Linked DNA regions of Homo sapiens: region 2 is linked to region 1. Evidence: chromatin contacts called from ENCODE Hi-C data. All regions are on one chromosome and are shown on one strand. The core of a region is the stretch at or near the end of the contact, and the rest is flanking DNA. Distances in the headings are between cores, read along the strand shown. Region 1 holds the start of DUSP11 (dual specificity phosphatase 11). Region 2 holds the start of SEMA4F (ssemaphorin 4F).

What was found. Hi-C counts contacts between places; a loop is a spot of excess contacts on that map. Pooled maps may share reads with other maps.
Region 2: a loop to region 1 is called in a pooled map, with 9 times the contacts of the local background. The contact joins the promoter of SEMA4F here to the promoter of DUSP11 in region 1. A Hi-C loop is called at or near these places in 5 of 50 pooled maps.

What each region holds. Positions count from the first base shown.
Region 1 is chr2:73,777,358-73,782,929 of GRCh38, forward strand. It overlaps DUSP11 (dual specificity phosphatase 11), which reads right to left and starts at 2,746. Exons shown (of 9, transcript NM_003584.3): 1 at 2,517-2,746; 2 at 944-1,019. The coding sequence starts at 2,617. RefSeq lists enhancers at 2,238-2,387, 2,518-2,567, 2,648-2,717.
Region 2 is chr2:74,651,391-74,656,962 of GRCh38, forward strand. SEMA4F (ssemaphorin 4F) reads left to right here and starts at 2,857. Exons shown (of 14, transcript NM_004263.5): 1 at 2,857-3,131; 2 at 5,144-5,295. The coding sequence starts at 2,987. RefSeq lists a silencer at 2,704-3,133.

The DNA of each region.
Region 1 (5,572 bases), core at 1,496-3,995:
AATTAAGTAAATTCCCAAAACGTTTCAAGTAGGCTTCTCCTGATACTAATCTGAGCTATGCTGGGGAAGTCTAATAAGAAAGACATGGAATCTAGAAAACAATTATTTGTCTTCACCTTCTCATCTTTTTTATGGCTGTCAAAAGCTTTCCCCTCCTATCCCTCCTATTCCTTTCCTAGTTTAAACAAAAATACAATCTTCAGATTTTCCCCACTGAAATCCTGACCTTGATGATCCGGGGGATATTTCTGATTGTGACCATGGAAGGAAAGGAGTCCCACTGGCATTCAGTGGGTAAGGGTTACAAATTCTAAACAACTTGCCAAATTCAGGACAGTCCTACAAATGTGTCCCACATCCTGAATGGCTTTTGGATGTCCTATTCAAGATTAATATAGATAAAAAGCTGTTCATATTTAGCTTGGCCTCAGAACCTAACTCCATTTCACAAATAAACACAAAGTATTTTTTGTACAATACTAATATATATTGAATTTTCCAGGATAATAATCACCTTATCAACCAAATGAAGATTATACTTTGTTATATTTGGAAATCTATTACAGAAACTCCTACCACTAAAGCAATACAACCCACCTAGATCAGTCTACATTTGTAATTCTTGAATTCATGGCGCAGGCAACTATTACTCTATGTCTTTTAATGTAGTCATGTCCAAACATTTATATATTGAAATAAATATTATTTTATTATAAATTACTTTTATTTTATTTTTTATATTATAGTTAGGGTGTTAATTGGTATTTTTGTTTAAAATATGAAGTAGGTTGTATGTACCTATGAACTTCATTTCAGGATAGTAAAGGGGTCATTACAAAGTATTTGCTATAAAAAGAGAAAATGGAATGTGATAGAGTGGAGAGCAGTGTTCTGCATGGTGAACTCAGATGCCTGAAAGAATACTGAATTAACTTTTGCTTACCTTTTGCAAAGGAACTTTGAAAGCAATGAAACGAGTCCCAGGCATCCGCTGTCCAACTGGGAGATAGTCTTTCCACCTATTAGATATATTTTTTGTTAGCCAAATTGTATGTTAGCCTTGTTTCCTTGCACAAAATAAGACTTTTTGAAAATGGGAATCATAGCCCGCACAACATGTCCTCTCTCCTCTCTGCTTTGCATTTCGCCACTCCACTTATTAAACCCCACCAAGTAACGACCTATACCGTCCTTCTCTCCTGTTTCCCCATCATAAAAACGAACACAAGCCAACACAACAGTACAACTCAAATAAGGCCTATATAAAACCGGAGATACCCAGAACTTCTGTATCCCTGTTAAACTTGGCCCAGTACCAGATACTAAAGTGCCATTAATACAAACATATTCACTGAAATAATTTAAATTCAATTATTTCACTTCACGCTTTTAGTTTTCATACGACTGATGCCATAAAGTTCAATTAGTAGGAAACTTCAAGTTCATATTTTAAGAGAAAACCTGCTAGAAGAGGGACTGTGAACTTCACTTAATAATGCTAGGAACTGGCCGGGCGCGGTGGCTCACGTCTGTTAATCCCGGCAATTTGGGAGGCTGAGGCAGGTGGATCACCTGAGGTCAGGAGTTCGAGACCAGCCTGACCCACATGGTGAAACCCCATCTCTACTAAAAATACAAAAAAAATTAGCCGGGTGTGGTGGCGGGCGCCTGTAATCCCAGCAACTTGGGCGGCTGAGGGAGGAGAATCGCTTGAATCCGGGAGGCGGAGGTTGCAGTGAGCCGAGATTGGACCATTGCACTCCAGCCTGGCGGAGAAGAGCAAAAATCCATCCCAAAAACAAAAACAAAAAAACGGATTGGAAGAAAACAAACAGGAGATTCACTAATTAGAACCCCACTGCAATAAGTCAGGCAAGACCTGTATTAGGGTACTGACAGAAAGTGACAGTCAAAAGATAGTAGATAAAATGAAGAGGATTTATTGAGGTATGAGATGGTGGAGGATGGTCTCAAGGAGTAAAAACAGTTCAATGCACCTACGTGCAAAGTCTCAAAATTAATCATTTGTACGTATAAAGGAGTTATCTTTCAAATGAGGCCTGTTAGGAAGTAACAAAGTATGCTCTTTGTGATTTCTGGAAACAATACAAACCAACTTTCCATGTGAGATCTCAGGGCGCTACTACTGCTGGGTTCCTAACTCAAACCATTACACTTTCCGTGCCAACGTAACAAGGAATTGAGGAGGTTCCATTTTGGGAATTAAGGAGTGTCCCCAACAGTAACAGTCCCACCTTAAAGCAATCCTTCCGTATTTTACCTAAGAGCAATGGCCAGAACCTCCCTTTTACAAGAATATGGAGAAATCACAGGACATCACAGACATCGCCCCTTTCAGCTACAGCGGGTGGCGCAGAGGGTCAAAGCCTCAAAGCAAGCGGCGGACAAGTCAAGCTTGCGATGGCAACGGCGAGAGGCAGAGACCACAAACGATGAAGCCCAGACCCAGAAGCCACGAGCTGGAAAGGCCACGCCAAGGGACCAAGACATACTACCTTTCGGGGATGTGGTTTCCGCCCTTCTTCTTGGCTGAGGAGCGTCCTGAAAAGTCGCGTCTCCGGCCCCAGCCACTGCGGGGATGATGCCACTGGCTCATGTGGGTCCCAAGAAGCCGCCCACCCAATGCCAAGTCGGCCAAAAGCGCCAGTCCGGCGCCCTCAATGCCAGGATAAGACCCTAAACAGGAAAAGACTCGGCAGCCACCTACGCCGCGCTCCAGCGTCTCGCTATTGCGCATGTGCCACCGCCGGTCGTGATGGCGTAGCCACGCTGGCTTACTGAGACTCCTGATCTGTAAACAGGACTTTGGTGGCTACAGCGCCCTCTTTAGCCAGAGGCCAGTAGCACAGGTCAATAAGGGCGTGTATGCACCCTTCAGAATTCAAACAGTGAGGCACAGGGAAGTCCCTCTGCCCGATCCGCCCCACGCCCCGGTTCCTTGTGTGTTCTTCTAGATATTTACCAGCGCTTACATTCACATTTTGCATATTTTGTATACATATTTACTTTCACATATATGTATATCCTCTATTTTTATACAAAAGGAGTAACTGTACATATTCTACAGTATACCTTAAACACTGATTATCCCAGTCAATTTATGCATACATAGATTCTATTTTTAATGGCTATAGGCAATTTACTTGCTTATGAGTAACATAATTAAAAGTACCATAACGTATTTAGCCAGTTCAATATTAATGGACCTTTAGTTGTTTTCAGGTTCTTTTCAAATCTTGTTACAGACAATGCTGCAATGTGAACATCCTTATACATATATACAACTATATCTAAATTCCTAGAAGTAGAATGTCTGGAATGAAACACATACAAACTTAAAATTTGGAAAGATACTACCTAATTACCCTCCAAAAATAATGTAGAAACATACACTCCCATCAAAGCCAAACTTTTATTGGGTTCCTATCACATACCAGGTATCATGCTAGAGGTGGACAGAATGTATTTAAGTTTTAGCAAATACAAAAAATAACTGAGAGTGGAGCTCAAGTCCAAGGTTTCCACACAGTCTCAAGCATAAAGATCTGTACCCGTTAGAAAAACGTTCAATTCTGCTAAAAGTGGAACTACAAAGGACAGCATACCCTATAGCAGCTTTGAAAATAGAATAGAGTACTAAATTCCAGATTAAACTGTAAGTAATTATGATTGCAGACTTTTTTTTTTTTTTTTTGAGACCCAGTCTCACTCTGCCACCAGGCTGGAGTGCAGTGGTGCCATCTCAGCTCACTGCAACCTCCGCCTCCCGGGTTCAAGCAATTCTCCCTGCCTCAACCTCCTGAGTAGCTGGGACTACAGGTGCATGCCACGACTCCCAGCCAATTTTTTGTATTTTAGTAGAGACAGGGTTTCTCCATGTTGGCCAGGATGGTCTCGATGTCTTGACCTCATGATCAGCACTCCTCGACCTCCGAAAGTGCTGGGATTACAGGCTTGAGCCACCGCACCTGGCCAATGGCAGATTTTTGAAAGTAATTTTTACTTCTTAGTTTCTAATTTATGAAAGTAACTTACATATATTTTTAGTAATCTTTGCAACCATTTCAGAGCTGGGTAAACCAAGGATAAGAAAGGTCAGAGCTATTGAATAAATGAATATTAATAAAGCTAGACTGCTAGCTTTATTAACATTTTTGAGACAGTACTTTTCCAACCAGTTTTAAATACATAAACATTTACAATTCTGAAAATTTCCACATCATTAAAAATGTGTCAATATTCATAAATTGTTCATTGGAAAAAGAAAAAGACAGGATAGCAGAACATAACAAACCTACAATTAGGAACATTTAATTATTTGTTGTTGTTGTTGTTGAGATGGAGTCTCTCTCTGTCACCCAGGCTAGAGTGCAGTGGCGCGATCTCAGCTCACTGCAACCTCTGCCTCCTGGGTTCAAGCAATTCTCCTGCCTCAGCCTCTTGAGTAGCTGCGACTACAGGCGTGTGCCACCATGCCCGGCTAATTTTTGTATTTTTAGTAAAGACAAGGTTTCACCAAGTTGGCCAGGCTGGTCTTGAACTCCTGACCTCAAGTCATCTGCTCTCTTCGGCCTCCCAAAGTGCTGGGATGACAGGCGTGAGCCCCTGCGCCCAGCCCACATTCAAATTTGACATTAAATTGTAAAATATTGTGGCCGGGCATGGTGGCTCATGCCTGTAATTCCAGCACTTTGGGAGGCCGAGGCGGGCAGGTCACTTGAGGTCAGGAGTTAGAGATCAACCTGGCCAACATGGTAAAATCCTATCTCTACTAAAAATACAGAAATTAGCTGGGCGTGGTGGCTCATACCTGTAGTCCAGGGTACTTGGGAGGCTGAGGCAGGAGAATGGCTTGAACATGGGAGGCGGAGGTTGCAGTGAGCCAAGATTGTGCCATTGCACTCCAGCCTGGGCAACAGAGCGAGACTCTGTATCACGAAATAAATAAATAAATAATACAATGTTTTTCTGAAATGCATGAAAAATTCCAATAGGTGTATAGTAGCCCAAAACTACAAATGTTACAAATGTCTATAGACATGACAAGATACAAAACGTGACATAAATCTTTCAGAAGCTAGAAAAGCTGTATTGGGCTTACACTTTCAATTTGCTAAAAGACACAACATTGGGGTGAGAACAAACTCAGTTATAGTTGACACAAGAAAATCCAGACCTAGGCGGAATAGGGTTCCTAGAAAGTAACCAGACATACTAATGAATAACATAAATGAGGTAATATGACATAAAACATAATGGAAAAAGAATATTATGATTATTTTCTTCAGTGTACAGAAGTAATGGAAGTTCTGGACTAGCTACATAAAAAATATTAAATTCTATGTTCTATTAATACAAAATAAGTGTGTCGAATTGTTTGTCACATAAACCAAAAAATCCACACAAATCTCTTTTTCCCTGTACCCTCAACTTGCCTGTTTCCTATTCTCCACTAAATGCTTAAATTCTTCATTTTGCCTAGCCCTTGCACCCAAGCATGGCTGACAGGATATCCCAAAGGCCCAAGATTCTATAGTGGCTGTTTGCAAGA
Region 2 (5,572 bases), core at 1,607-4,106, 870 kb after region 1:
TTTTCAAAGTGGGGATCTCAACTCATTAATGAATAGTAAAATCAATTTAGTGGGCTGCAACCAGCATTTAAAAAAATGGAATAGAATAAAATGCAACATGATAGGGAAAAAAATGAGAATTTAGCTCCTGAAGTAAAGATAAATATAATGTAAGTATGACTTTGTTAAAAATTTAACTCACTAATATGTACATTGGGTACATGAATGCATGTACTTAAGTGCAATTAGGTTGCACAATAAGAACCTCTTATTGTATGTTTTGTGAAAAAAATTGAAAAAATATTAAAAAAATCAAAAGACAACCAATAAGTCATGTTCAGAGAAGGGACTAAGGCCTAGACTAGACTGCTGAGAAGCAGCTTAGGAAAGGCATATAGTGGGCTAGAGGAAGAAACTCAGACGGGGGGCAGGGGTTCCATTGTGTTGAGGTTGGTTTTAGAAAGAAGATTTCAGAGAGAAGATTAGAAGTACTGATCCCAAATGCCTGATTTTCCCTCTAGGCTAAGCAATTTGAATTCAAGGACAATGGCTTTTTTTTTTTGGCAGGCTAGAGTGCAATGGTGTGATCGTAGCTCCCTGCAGCCTTGAACTCCTGGGCTCAAGTGATCCTCCTGCTTCAGTCTCCCAAGTAGCTGAGACTACAGGTGTGTGCCACCAGGCCTTGCTATTATTATTATTTTGCAGAGACAGGGTCTTGCTATGTTGACGTGGCTGGTCTCGAACTCGTCTTCAAGTGATCCTCCTGCCTCAGCCTCCCAAAGTGCTAGGATTACAGGCATGAGCCACCATGCCCAGCCAACGGACCATGTCTTAATCTTATCTCTAGTACTTAGTAAAATGCCTGGCACATATTAGGCCCTTAATAACTGTTGAAAGAACAAACTAGAACTAGTACTTGCACTTTAGAAAGATTATCCTGATGGCAGTCTGGAAGGGGAGGGACTGGAGGCTAGGTTTTTGTTTTTTAAATGAAATTATCACACAGTCCAGGTGAATGATGATGATGTCCTGAACTATGATGATAATGGAAAGAAAAGGATGGATTTAAGTTACTTTTTAGTCAGATTTATAAGGACATAGTGATTTCTTACATATGGGCATGGTAGCTAGTCTCCAAGAAAGGAGGCTGAAATCCTTGTATTCCCAGTGAAATCCCTGTACCACCTGGTGAAGTCCCCTTCCACAGTGCATCAGGGCTGCCCTGTGTGACAAGTAGAATATGGCCGAGAGATTGTGTGTTACTTCTGAGGCTAGGTCACAAATATATCATTTGCTCTTTTGCCTTGTTCTTTTGGATCACTTGCTCTGAGGAAGTCACCCCATTTTGTGAAGACATTCAAGCAGCCCCATGGAGAAATTCATGTGGAGAACAACCTTCACTTACTGCCAACAGCCACTACCAATTTGGCAGGCATGGAAGTCCGCCATCTTGGAAGTGGATCCTCCAGCCCCAGGCAAGCCTTCAGTGGACTGCTGCCCCGTTTGATATCTGGACTGTAATCTTGTGAGAGACTGGAAGCCAGACCACCTAGCTAAACTACTCCTAAATTTCTGACGCAGAGAGATTGTGAGAGATAATAAAAGTTTATTCCAAATGTCTGATTTTCCCTCCAGGCTAAGCAATTCGAATTCAGGGACCATGTCTTTTGTTTGTTTGTTTTAAGCCACCAAATTCTGAGGTTAATTTGTTACATTTGTTTTGCAGCCTAAATAACTAATACAATGGGGGTGAAAGAGGAGAAAGCAAAGACTACCTACTAAGTGCAGACTAAGTGCTTGAAGAAGGAGCTAGGGGCCGGGCGCGGTGGCTCACGCCTGTAATCCCAGCACTTTGGGAGGCCGAGACGGGCGGATCACGAGGTCAGGAGATCGAGACCATCCTGGCTGACACGGTGAAACCCCGTCTCTACTAAAAATACAAAAATTAGCCGGGCATGGTGGCGCGCGCCTGTAGTCCCAGCTACTTGGGAGGCTGAGGCAGGAGAATGGCGTGAACCCGGGAGGCGGAGCTTGCAGTGAGTCGAGATCGCGCCACTGCGCTCCAGCCTGGGCGACAGAGCGAAACTCCGTCTCAAAAAAAAAAAAAAAAAAAAAAAAAGAAGGAGCTAGGGTTGGGATGGAGGAGATAGTGAGTTATCCTCAGGACCTATGCTTGCCTTGTTTATAGGATATCCAAGTGGATATGCCCATAGGCAGTCTTTGTTCCTCGCCCTCAAAGGCCTACCAACCCTAGAAGAATCAGTTCAAATGTCACCTCTTCTGTGAGGCCTTCCTGATTTCCTCTGGCAAAACCTGGCCCTTCTGCACACTTATTGCACGTTATTATAGCAAACGTGCATTGCTTCGTATTGCAATTATCTATTTGCAGTTATTTGCTTACATTTGGAAGCCCCATTACAGTGTGAACTCCCTAGGGCAAGGGCCGTGATTTTTAGTATTTTCTGTATAATCGTGTGTGTGTGTGTGTGTGTGTGTGTGCGTGTGTGTGTGCGCGCGCGCGTTACACTGTGCCTGCCCAGCACATAGGCAGCCGTCCTTAAATGCTTGCAAAGTATTAATTTTGAGAAACTTGGTGCGTGTATCCACGTCCTCTTATTAGTAAGTTTTCCTTATTAGTACAGCTATGGGCGTTTGAGTTTTTGGAGTGGCCGGAGCAAACTCGCCACTCGAGGTCCCTGAGTGGCAGCCCCAGCGCACTTCCGAGGCAGAACTCCCACCTTCACCTGGGTCTAGCTCCGCCTCTGCCTGGGTTAGGCCTCTCCTCCCCTCAGCCCCGCCTTCACTCAATCCCGATTGGCTGGAGGAAGAAGGAGGCCCGACCATTGGCCCCTTTCTGAGGGGGCGGAGCCGGGCGGTGTTTCATCCCTCAGCCTCAGGCTGAGCCGGACCGAGCCGAGAGGACCCGAGTGGGGCCGAGGCCAGTAGCCCCGGGGCCCTGAGCAGAGGCCGTAGCTTGCGCCGCACCCGCGGCCAGGCGGAGCCAAAGATGCCGGCCTCTGCTGCGCGGCCCCGCCCGGGTCCCGGGCAGCCTACAGCCTCGCCCTTCCCGCTACTGCTGCTGGCGGTGCTGAGCGGCCCGGTATCCGGCCGCGTCCCCCGCTCGGTGCCCAGAACCTCGCTTCCAATCTCTGGTAAGGCGCGGACGCCCACGCCCTCAGCCCTTCGCGCCCACACCCACACCCACACCCACCTGCTCCTCAGACCGCTCGGCCGGACCCGGGCCTCTCAGCCTGGTGTATGGCGTTTCACGCCGCCCACGCCCCGCCGGGACCGGGGCGAGATCTTCGCACTTCACCGCATCCTCTCTGCATCCCTCCCGCGCCCCTCAGCCCCTCATCCCCAGCCCGGGCCTCGCGCCTCGGCTCCCACGACACGCCCAGGCTGCACCAGCGGGCCCTATTCCCGGAGCCGCAGGAGCGTCCAGTCCTCACCGTGCAGACTCGGACACTGAGGCCCAGAGCTCGGGTGGGGGCTGCCCGAGGTCGTTCATTTCGAAGTTCCGTCTCCCTTAGTCCCCTGTTTCCCCGCACATACACCTGGGTCCATCATTCCAGCTTGACGCCCACTCTGCTTTCAGACCCATCAGTCTTTCATTCTACTCCAGCTTTCCATTCCGATCTCCAGGTCAGCATTTCCATCTTCTCCAATTCATTTCCCTATCAGTTCTATACATCATCCGAGCCTCTTGGCCCTTCTGACAGCCCTTCCCGCTCCCCTGACATCTCTGACAGCAGCTCCCATTCTCCCATTATTGGATCCACGTTAACTCTCTTAACTTCCTCAGTGTTCCTCGCTGCCTCTGCCCATTCCCTACATTGAATATTGGTAAACCATTCAATGTGTTGATGTAAAGTTCTGCTTAAATGATTTTTCAAGTCTTCAGAAGGAAAAATAGAGGAGGGGGATATGATCCTTTGAAAAGATGTGGAAGAAGCTAGGAGACGTCACAAGGTTAAAAGTGATCATTGGGGCGATTCACATTTTAGACTCTGCTGAGGTGGGTATGAGCATGGCCGTGGACCTTGTTGTCTTCTCAGTGGGCATTGAGTGTTATTAGCACCTTGGGCAGACAGAACCAGTGAAGCCAAGAGTACAACCTGTTGGCAACAACTCTGGACTGGTTAATAGTAGTTTAGAGTTTAAATTCAGACTAGTGCCATATAGGGATGCTGTGATTCCAGAAGGCGAAGTTGTGGCCAGAGCCTGGGGTTTCAGTTTGCACCCAAGCAATAGCCACAAAGTAAGTTGAGATTGCCAGGCTGGGTTGATGTCCAGGCATCCAGAGATGTCTAGATGGCAAGCAAGGTGAAGCAGAGTTGAGGATGTGAGGGGAAGTTAGGTGATCCAGGGCTTATACTAAGCATGAGAGAGTGGGCACAGAGGTAAGTATGGGTGTGGGAGGAAGGAGTGGGCGGGACTCATCAGTACATCTAGGAATGAATGGGTTGGTGTCCAGTCTGCAGTCTTGAGGGTACTGAGCAGAGGAAGCAGGTAGAGCAGAGCTGTATTGGTGCAAGGGTAGGGTCCCCAGAACCAGAGGTTGAGCTAGGAAGGTAAATTCATGCCAACTTATTCCAGTCTTTAAATAGATACGAATTTTGAATGCTAATATGAGGTTTAGATTTTTTTTTTTTTTGAAGCGGAGTCTTGCTCTGTCACCCAGGCTGGTGTGCAGTGGTGTGATCTTGGCTCACTGCAACCTCTGCCTCCCAGGTTCAAGCAATTCTCCTGCCTCAGCCTCCCAAATAGCTGGGATTACAGGTGCGCGCCACCTTGCCTGGCTAATTTTTTGTATTTTTAGTAGAGACGGGATTTCACCATGTTGGCCAGGCTGGTCTCAAACTCCTGACCTCAAGTGATCCACCCACCTCAGCCTCCCAAAGTGCTGGGATTACAGGCGTGAGCAACCGTGTCCAGCTAGTGCTCTATTTTTATAGAAAAAGCATACTTACCCACTGGATTGTGTGCTAAATATTCTGGCCTCATCTATCTCTGGTTCACTTGTCAAGGCTGTGTTTCTCCCCCATGGCTGCTTAATAAATGGTACTTGGAAGAAAACAAAAATTGGCCCCTTTGGTTTTGCTCTTGTGGACTTGACCCTTAGGAAGCGATGGCTAACATCACTCTCCTCTCTTCCTGCCAGAGGCTGACTCCTGTCTCACCCGGTTCGCAGTCCCTCACACATACAATTACTCTGTTCTCCTTGTGGATCCTGCCTCCCACACACTTTATGTTGGCGCCCGGGACACCATCTTCGCTTTATCCCTGCCCTTCTCAGGGGAGAGACCCCGCAGGGTGAGAGACAAGAGAGGGAAGGACCCCTGACCCTGTAGCATGTGATTAAATCTATGATTTTATGAGTGTGTGTGGGGGATTTCATAATAACTAAAGATGTAACAGCAGGGGTAGTAGGAGGGGGTGAGTTGGGAGACATGGGGGGAGATCATCCACTTTGTTTTCTTAGCTAAGAGTATGGCGGGTCAGGGTGACTGGGGAGGATATGAAGGAGGTTCATGATGATGGGGAGGAGACCACAGTGACCAGGTTTCAGGTGACAATGGGCAGAGGGATC